Regions from separate parts of the Homo sapiens genome. Here region 2 is linked to region 1. The links are chromatin contacts, found by Hi-C or POLR2A ChIA-PET in ENCODE. All regions are on one chromosome and are shown on one strand. The core of a region is the stretch at or near the end of the contact, and the rest is flanking DNA. Distances in the headings are between cores, read along the strand shown.

Evidence for each region. A loop is a pair of places that touch in the nucleus more often than their neighbours do. ChIA-PET counts read pairs that join two places held with the same protein, here RNA polymerase II (POLR2A). Pooled maps may share reads with other maps.
Region 2: a pooled map shows a loop between it and region 1 (2.2-fold over the local background). The contact joins two enhancer-like sites. A Hi-C loop is called at or near these places in 1 of 168 maps with a recorded cell type or tissue (ovary) and 6 of 50 pooled maps. POLR2A ChIA-PET finds 5 or more read pairs at or near these places in 2 of 52 experiments (AG04450 and H1).

Annotation. Positions count from the first base shown.
Region 1 is chr19:48,289,074-48,292,958 of GRCh38, reverse strand. No RefSeq gene overlaps it. Among named protein-coding and RNA genes, the nearest start is that of ZNF114-AS1, 19 kb to the right of the region's middle. RefSeq lists enhancers at 937-1,585, 1,703-1,752, 1,773-1,822. Within about 2 kb of position 1,583, at least 3 of the 41 ENCODE cell types and tissues checked have a DNase peak (open chromatin) inside an H3K27ac peak, as active enhancers do.
Region 2 is chr19:48,587,640-48,591,802 of GRCh38, reverse strand. SULT2B1 (sulfotransferase family 2B member 1) reads right to left here. Exons shown (of 7, transcript NM_177973.2): 4 at 68-194. Among named protein-coding and RNA genes, the nearest start is that of SPACA4, 17 kb to the left of the region's middle. RefSeq lists an enhancer at 2,586-2,635. Within about 2 kb of position 2,747, at least 9 of the 41 ENCODE cell types and tissues checked have a DNase peak (open chromatin) inside an H3K27ac peak, as active enhancers do.

The DNA of each region.
Region 1 (3,885 bases), core at 334-2,833:
TCACTGGGAGGTAGCGTGGGTGTAACCGGTTCCTCATCATAATCTCTGTCAAGTGAAAAAACATGGGGATAATCTAGAACAGTGGAAAACCCTATCCCAGACCCTTAGAGAGTCAGGAAACCATTTTAAGGTGACCTGACCAGCATTTAAAAATAGGAATAGGCCGGGCCTGGTGGCTCATGCCTGTAATCACAGCACCTTGGGGGGCTGAGGCAGGCGGATCACCTGAGGACAGGAGTTCGAGACCAGCCTGGCCAACATGGTGAAACCCCGTCTTTACTAAAAATGCAAAAATTAGCTGGGCATGATGGCGGGAGCCTGTAATCCCAGCTACTCAGGAGGCTGAGGGAGGCTGAGGCAGGAGGATTGCTTGAACCTGGGGGACAGAGGTTGCAGTGAGCCGAGATCATGCCTGGGTGATAGAGTGACACTCTGTCTCAAAAAAAAAAAAGGAATAGAGTGGAATATAAAGCATCGTGTAATACAGGGCCGTGTAATACAGGGTGGTATTTTTAAAACTAAAATTTTCTTTTTTTTGAGACGGAGTCTCGCCCTGTCACCCAGGCTGGAGTGCAGTGGCGCGATCTCGGCTCACTGTAACCTCTGCCTCCCGGGTTAAAGTAGTTCTTTGCCTCAGCCTCCCTAGTAGCTGGGATTACAGGTGCCCGCCACCATACCTAGCAAATTTTTTTTTTTTTTTTTTTTTAAGTAGAGATGGGGTTTCACCATCTTGGCCAGACTGGTCTGGGACTCCTGACCTGGTGATCCACCCACCTCGGCCTCCCAAAGTGCTGGGATTACAGGCATGAGCCACTGCAGCCGGCCTAAATTTTGTTTTTAATTGTACATATTTATAGGATGCGGCGTGATGTTTTGATACATATATAAATTGTGCAGTGATCAAATCAAGGTTATTAGCAAATCCATCATCCCAGATGCTTGCCATTTCTTTGCGGTGAAACATGCAAAATGTTCTAGCTATTTTGAAGTATACAATCCATTGTTGTTGGCTATAGAGGGTGGTATTCTTTTGTAAAAGTATGCTGATGCGGCCAGGCACGGTGGCTCATGCCTGCAATCCCAGCACTTTGGGAGGCCGAGGCGGGCAGATCACTTGAGGCCAGGAATTCGAGACCAGCCTGGCTAACATTGTAAAACCCCATCTCTACTAAAAATAAAAAATTAGCCAGGCGCGGTGACGGGCGCCTGTAATCTCAGCTACTCAGGAGGCTGAGGCAGGAGAATCGCTTGAACCCTGGAAGTGGAGTTTGCAGTGAGCCGAGATCGTGCCACTGCATTCCAACCTGGGCAACAGAGCAAGACCTTGTCTCAAAAAAAAAAAAAAAAAAATGCTGACGCAAAATGATTTCTTACTGTGCGTCAGAATTTTGGAAGCCACTGGTAGACAGTCCTTAGTTTCACACAATGATTTTCAGACAACTGCCCATTCGCCAATTCCAACCACCTCGGCCCACTGCCCAAATCCAACGTTTCTGGTCTCCGGGCGGCGCTGCCTTAGCAGGATCCGCCGCCAGGTGGCGCGCTCCCCCCGCCCGGAGTGGGTTTTGTTCCATCCCGGACTTAGATCTTCCAAGACGGCGATTTCCTTCTGGTCGGGTCTCTTCCCGAGGATCCGCTTTACTCGTACTAGAAACTCTGACCTCGAATGCAGTTCCAGAAGCAGAACCCTGTAGGGGGTTTCAGGCGGCCAAGAAGGGAAGTGGTTCTCCTAAGACCGTCCCGGCTTCAGTCCACGGCGCTCACTAAATGCCTCCCACGCCAGACGAGGTCCCCCGTCCCCGGAGCTCGCGTCCCAGAGGTGAGGACACACACGAACCCTCCTGCCCGAATTCGCGACCCCGTCAGTGCAGGGAGGCTCTGGCCTGGGGCTGAAGAGCCGAGTCTCTGGTGCCTGACAGCACGGGGTCGAGCCCCTCCCGGCCACCTGCTGGCTGTGTGATCTTGGGCATCGTGCTTGGCCTCGCTGTGCCTCAGTTCCCCCCACTGTAAAATGGTAGTGATAACAGCAGCCACTTCATAGCGTTGCAGGCGTTGCATGAGTTAATAGGTGCAAAGCGCTCAGAAGGGGGCCTGGCGTATGTTTGCCAAAACGATTGTTGAAAATTCTCAGTTTACATCTGTGAGAATTGAGGACCAGTTGGGGGTAGAGGGTGGGGAATCCCCAAAGTCGGCTAAGTTCAGCCTCAGCGACTGGAGGCGGGAGGGGTGTTCCCTCAGCTACAGATGTTTCCCCCCTCCCGCCCCGGCCCCCTCCACCCCCGGTTGAATCCAGGGATTCTGATTTCAGCCATGGTCCTTTTCCTCCGCACAGCGCTCCCTGGGGGTGGGAGTGGACCCAGGCCCCTTGGCAAGGTCTGGGACTGTCCTGGCATAGCAGCCTCCCCTCCTCCTCTTCATTCCTTCCAGGATGGGGAGGGCCATGAGTCACCCAGATTCTAGGATAAAGCAGCAGATTGCTGGGAAACGCAGGCAGCAGGGGTCCGGGAGAAAGGGCCAAGCTTGAGCCCCCTCAGCCACAGTGGGGGTCCCTGACCTGCAGGTCTTCCCCAAACACTGAAAGCTGAACTTAACAGTGCTGGGGCCATGCAGAATGCGCGCCTAGGAGGACCTCTGCTCTTACCAGTGGCGTTTCTCTTTTCTTTTCCTTTTTTTTTGGAGACGAAATCTCGCTCCGTCGCCCAGACGGGAGTGCAGTGGCGCAGTCTCAGCTCACTGCAACCGCTGCCTCCCTTGTTCAAGTGATTCTCCTGCCTCAGCCTCCCAAGTAGCTGGGATTACAGATGTCTGCACCATGCCTGGCTAAGTTTTGTATTTTTAGTAGAGATGGGGTTTCGCCATGTTGGCCAGGCTGGTCCCGAACTCCTGACCTCAAGTGATCCACCCACCCCGGCCTCCCAAAGTGCTGGGATTACAGGCATGAGCCACCGCGCCCGGCCTATTTTTTTTTTTTTTGAGACAGAGTCTCACTCTGTCTGTTGCCCAGGCTGGAGTGCAGTGGCACGATCTCGGCTCACTGCAACCTCCGCCTCTTGGGCTCAAATAATTCTCCTGCCTCAGCCTCCTGAGTAGCTGGGACTACAGGTGCATGCCACCATGCCTGACTAATTTTTGTATTTTTAGTAGAGACGGGGTTTCACCACATTGGCCAGGCTGGTCTTGAACCCTGACCTCAAGTGATCCACCTGCCTCGGCCTCCCAAAGTGCTGGGATTACAGGCGTGAGCCACCACGCCCGGCCAAGAATGACTTTCATAAAATGCTCATTGGGAGGGCTTTGCAAAATTGGTGTTAGCAGCATGTTTATAATCTCTAAAGTGAGATACAGATCCAGGGTCTCTGGAATGAATATAACTAAGAAAGAATGAATGCCACCTGCACCCTACCTGCTTAGCTTTTCTTTTCCTGAAAGAAGCAAGGCACAAAGAAATATTCTATGCCATGCCATCATACGCAGCATAAACATCATCGAAACTAGAAAACAGGGTATTTGGGGATTTCTGCATAGCTGCAAACATAAAGATGAGCGAGGGGGGCGAATGATACAAAATGAACCATGGCGGTTTCCTCTTGGGGCTGGAGATGTCGTCTGTGAGGCACAGACGTGAATTGCCTGGTGTTTAATGATGAGCTGTTTACGGGCTTGGATGGTGGGTATAAGGGTGATCACTTTATTAACTTTGAAATGTCGTGGTGGCAGGTGCCTGTAATCTCAGCTACTCAGGAGGCTGAGGCAGGAGAATCACTTGAACCTGGGAGGCAGAGGTTGCAGTAAGCGGAGATCACGCCACTGCACTCCAGCTTGGGCAACAAGAACAAAACTCCATCTCGAAAAAAAAAATGTATATGTACATTTTCATGCATTTTC
Region 2 (4,163 bases), core at 1,498-3,997, 300 kb before region 1:
CCTCTGCCCATCAGGGTCCTCTGGGGCTCCTCCCCACCCCTCCTGCCCCGCTTTACCCTGTCCCCACCTTCGCCTTTGAGGAAGTCCCTCAGGAACTGGTCGGGTGTGCCCGGGTCCTTTAACTGCCCGGCGATCTTGGAGTAATGATAGAGGGAGACCACAACGTCCCGGGGGTTGCGGCCCATGTAGATCACCTGTGTGCGGATGGTGAGGAGAGGGGAGAAGGCGTCAGACACAGGCAAGACCCCAGCCCCTGAGGCCTCCTGCCCTGGAGACCCCTCTCTTCTGACCCTGAAGCAGGAAGGACTCAGGGCAGACTCTTTTTTTTTTGCGATGGAGTCTGACTCTGTTTCGCCCAGGCTGGAGTGCAGTGGCGCCATCTCAGCTCATTGCAACCTCTGCCTCCTGGGTTCAGGCGATTCTCCTGTGTCAGCCTCCTGAGTAGCTGGGACTACAGGAGCGTGCCACCACATCAGGATAATTTTTGTATGTTTAGTAGAGATGGGGTTTTACCATGTTGGTTACTCACAGATTGAGGAACCCCTTGAGGACAGGCAAGGTCTTACACGTTCCTAGAGCCTTAGCCCAGAGCCCCACACACAGGAGGTTCTGGAAATTGCTTGAGGGAATGACAAAGGCATAAAGGGAGGGAGGCTGAGAAAGAACACTTGGCCAGCTGCGGTGGCTCATGTCTGTAATCCCAGCACTTTGGGAGGACGAGACAGGAGGATAACTTGAACCCAGGAGTTTGAGACCAGCCTGGACAACATAATGAGACCCCCATTCTACAAAGAATACAAAAATTAGCTGATGTGGTGGTGCGTGCCCGTGGTCCCAGCTACTCGGGAGGCTAAGGCAGGAGGATCACTTGAGCCCGGGAGGTCGAGGCTGCAGTGAGCTGTGATCACACCACTGCACTCCAGCCTACATGACAGAACGAGACCCTGCCTCAAAAACAAATAAACCAAAAAACAAAACAAAACACCCCCAGATCCACCAAAAACTAAATGAAAACAGACTTAGAGAAACGTGGCTGCTGGTGTGAGGTCTTGTAATAACATTGGTGCTTTCCAGGGCTCCTTCCTGATTCCTGTGCTGTAGAGGATTCCTTTCTGCCCAGAGAAAGGCCTGGCCCTTGCCCCTAGGTCCTGAGAGGTATTTCCTAATCCCTTGGATTTTTTTGTTTTGTTTTGTTTTGTTTTAGACGAAGTCTCGCTGTGTCTCCCAGGCTGGAGTGCAGTGGCACGATCTCAGCTCACTGCAACCTCTGCCTCCCAGGTTCAAGCAATTCTCCTGCCTCAGCCTCCCGAGTAGCTGGGACTACAGGTGGGTGCCACCATGCCTGGCTAATTTTTGTATTTTTAGTAGAGACGGGTTTTCACCATGTTGGCCAGGCTGGTCTCAAACTCCCGGCCTCAAGTGATCCATCTGCTTCGGCCTCCCCAAGTGCTGGGATTACAGGCATGAGCCACCATGCCCAGCCTAGTCTTATTTTTTAGAAACAAGGTCTTGTCGGCCAGGCACTGTGGCTCACACCTGTAATCCCAACACTTTGGGAGGCTAAGGCGGGTGGATCACCTGAGGTCAGGTGTTCGAGACCAGCCTGGTCAACATGGTGAAACCCCGTCTCTACTGAAAATACAAAAAATTAGCTGGGCATGGTGGTGGGCGCCTGTAATCCCAGCTATTTGGGAGGCTGAGGCAAGAGAATCGCTTGAACCCTGGAGGCAGAGGGGCAGAGGTTGCAGTGAGCCAAGATCGTGCCATTGCACTCCAGCCTGGGCAACAAGAGGGAAACTCTGTCTCAAAAAAAGAAAAAAGAAAGAAAAAGAAAAAAGAAAAGAAACAAGGTCTTGTTCTGTCCTTGAGGCTGGAGTGCCTGTGGCACAATCATGGCTCACTGCAGCCTGAAACTCCCAGGCTCAAGTGATCTTCCTACCTCAGCCTCCCAAGTAGCTGGGACTACAGGTGTATGCCACTACACGTGACGAATTTTTAAACTTTTTTGTAGAGATGGGTGTTTCTAAGTTGCCCAGCTGGTCTTGAACTCCTGGGCTCAATCAACTGCTCACCTTGGCCTCTGAAAGTGCTGGGATTTCAGGCGTGAGCCACCGCGCCCGGCCCCCTTGCCTGATTTTCACGTTTGCTTTCATTGTAATTGACTATAACCCGGGAGTCCAGCAGCTTTGCTGAACACTATGAGTTTTGCTAAGTCGTTGAGCCTGAGGGTGGTCTTGGGGACTTCCTGATTGCAGCCCCCCCTCTCTGCTCTGTCCACGCTCAATTCCTTGGCGATATCACCCAGTCCTGGAGCTTCGATTAATTACAGAATATATGTGCCAAGGAATTGCAAATGGACGTGTCAGCCCAAGTCTCTCCCCTCAGATCCCGATGGGTGCATTTCTGTGCCCACCGGCAGCCTCTGCTGGACGTGGGATGGGCCGCCGCAGAGCCCGTGTCTTCCTCCCCCGCCTGCTCCCCTCCCTCCTCCCCTTCCCAGTTGCCCCACCCTGACAGTTGCTTCCGCCGAAACCTTGGAGTCACCCTTGACTCATCCCCTTCTCTCACACCCACATCCAGTCTGTCAGCAAATCCTCCCGGTCTCACCTTCAAAATACCTCCGTGACCATCACCCTAGTCCAGCCACCGTCCCCTCCCCTGGACCCCGGCCAGCGCCGCCTCTCGGGCTTCCCGGCTTCTGCTCTCTCGACAGTCGGTCCCCATCTGACCGCCAGAGGGCGCCGGTGAAGCCTAAGCCCGCTCGGGCTCCTCCTCTGCTGCGATCCCTGCCGCGCTGCCTCGTCACTCGGTCAGAGCTCAAGTCCGCACCGGGCCCACGCGGCCCTGCACATTTTGGCCCCTGTTGCCTCCCCACCCGGACCTCATCTCCACTCCTTTCCCCACTTGCTCACTTGGCTCCGGCCACACCGACCTCCCTCTTGCACCTCAGATACACCCACCTCAGGGCCTTTGCACCTGCTTTTCCCTCTTGCCTGAAATGCTCTTCCTCTAGAAACCTCTGTGGCTCCCACCATCACCTCCCGGGTTTTTACTCACTGGGGGCCCCCTTGACCTCCTTATTTATAATTGCAGCCCCACACCCACCTCTAACTCTATCTCCAGCCCTCTCCCCCCAATGTAAATTTATCCCATCAGACATTTTATGTATTATATTATATTGCATTATGTTATTATATGTTAAACATATAAATATTAAATATAATTAAAGTATATTGTAATACTATTAAATTATTATAATATGTAGTATAATATATGGGGGTTTTTTTTTTGAGACGGAGTTTTGCTTTTGTTGCCCAGGCTGGAGTGCAATGGCGCGATCTCGGCTCACCACAACCTCCGCCTCCTGGGTTCAAGCGATTCTCCTGCCTCAGCCTCCCAAGTAGCTGGGATTACAGGCATGTGCCACCACGCCCAGCTAACTTTGTATTTTTAGTAGAGACAGGTTTTCTCCATGTTGGTCAGGATGGTCTCAAACTCCTGACCTCAGGTGATCTGCCCACCTTGGCTTCCCAAAGTGCTGGGAGTACAAACGTGAGCCACTGCGCCTGGCTGTAATTTTTTTTTTTTTTTTTGAGATGAAATCTTGGTCTGTCTCCCAGGCTGGAGTGCAGTGGTGCCATCTCAGCTCACTGCAACCTCCACCTCCCAGGTTCCAGCAATTCTCCTGCCTTAGCCTCCTGAGTAGCTGGGATTACAGGCACCCACCACCAGATCCGACTAATTTTTGTATTTTTAGTAGAGACATGGTTTCACCATGTTGGCCAAGCTGGTATTGAACTCCTGGCCTCAAGTGATCTGCCTGCCTCTGCCTCCCAAAGTGCTGGGATTACAGGCGTGAGCCACCATGCCAGCACCGGCTTTTTTTTTTTTTTTTTTTTTTTTTTTTTTTTTGAGACAGTCTTGCCCTGTTGCCTAGGATGGAGTGCAGTAAGGTGATTTCAGCTCAGTGCAGCCTTGACCTGCTGGGCTCAAGTGATCCTCCCACCTCAGCATTCCAAGTAGCTGGGACTACAAGTGTGTGCCACCACGTCTGACTGATTTTTAAAATTTCTTGTAATGATGTGGTCTGACTATGTTGCCCAAGCTGGTCTCAAACTCCTGGCCCAAAGTGATCCTCCCGCCTCAGCCTCCCAAAGTGCTGG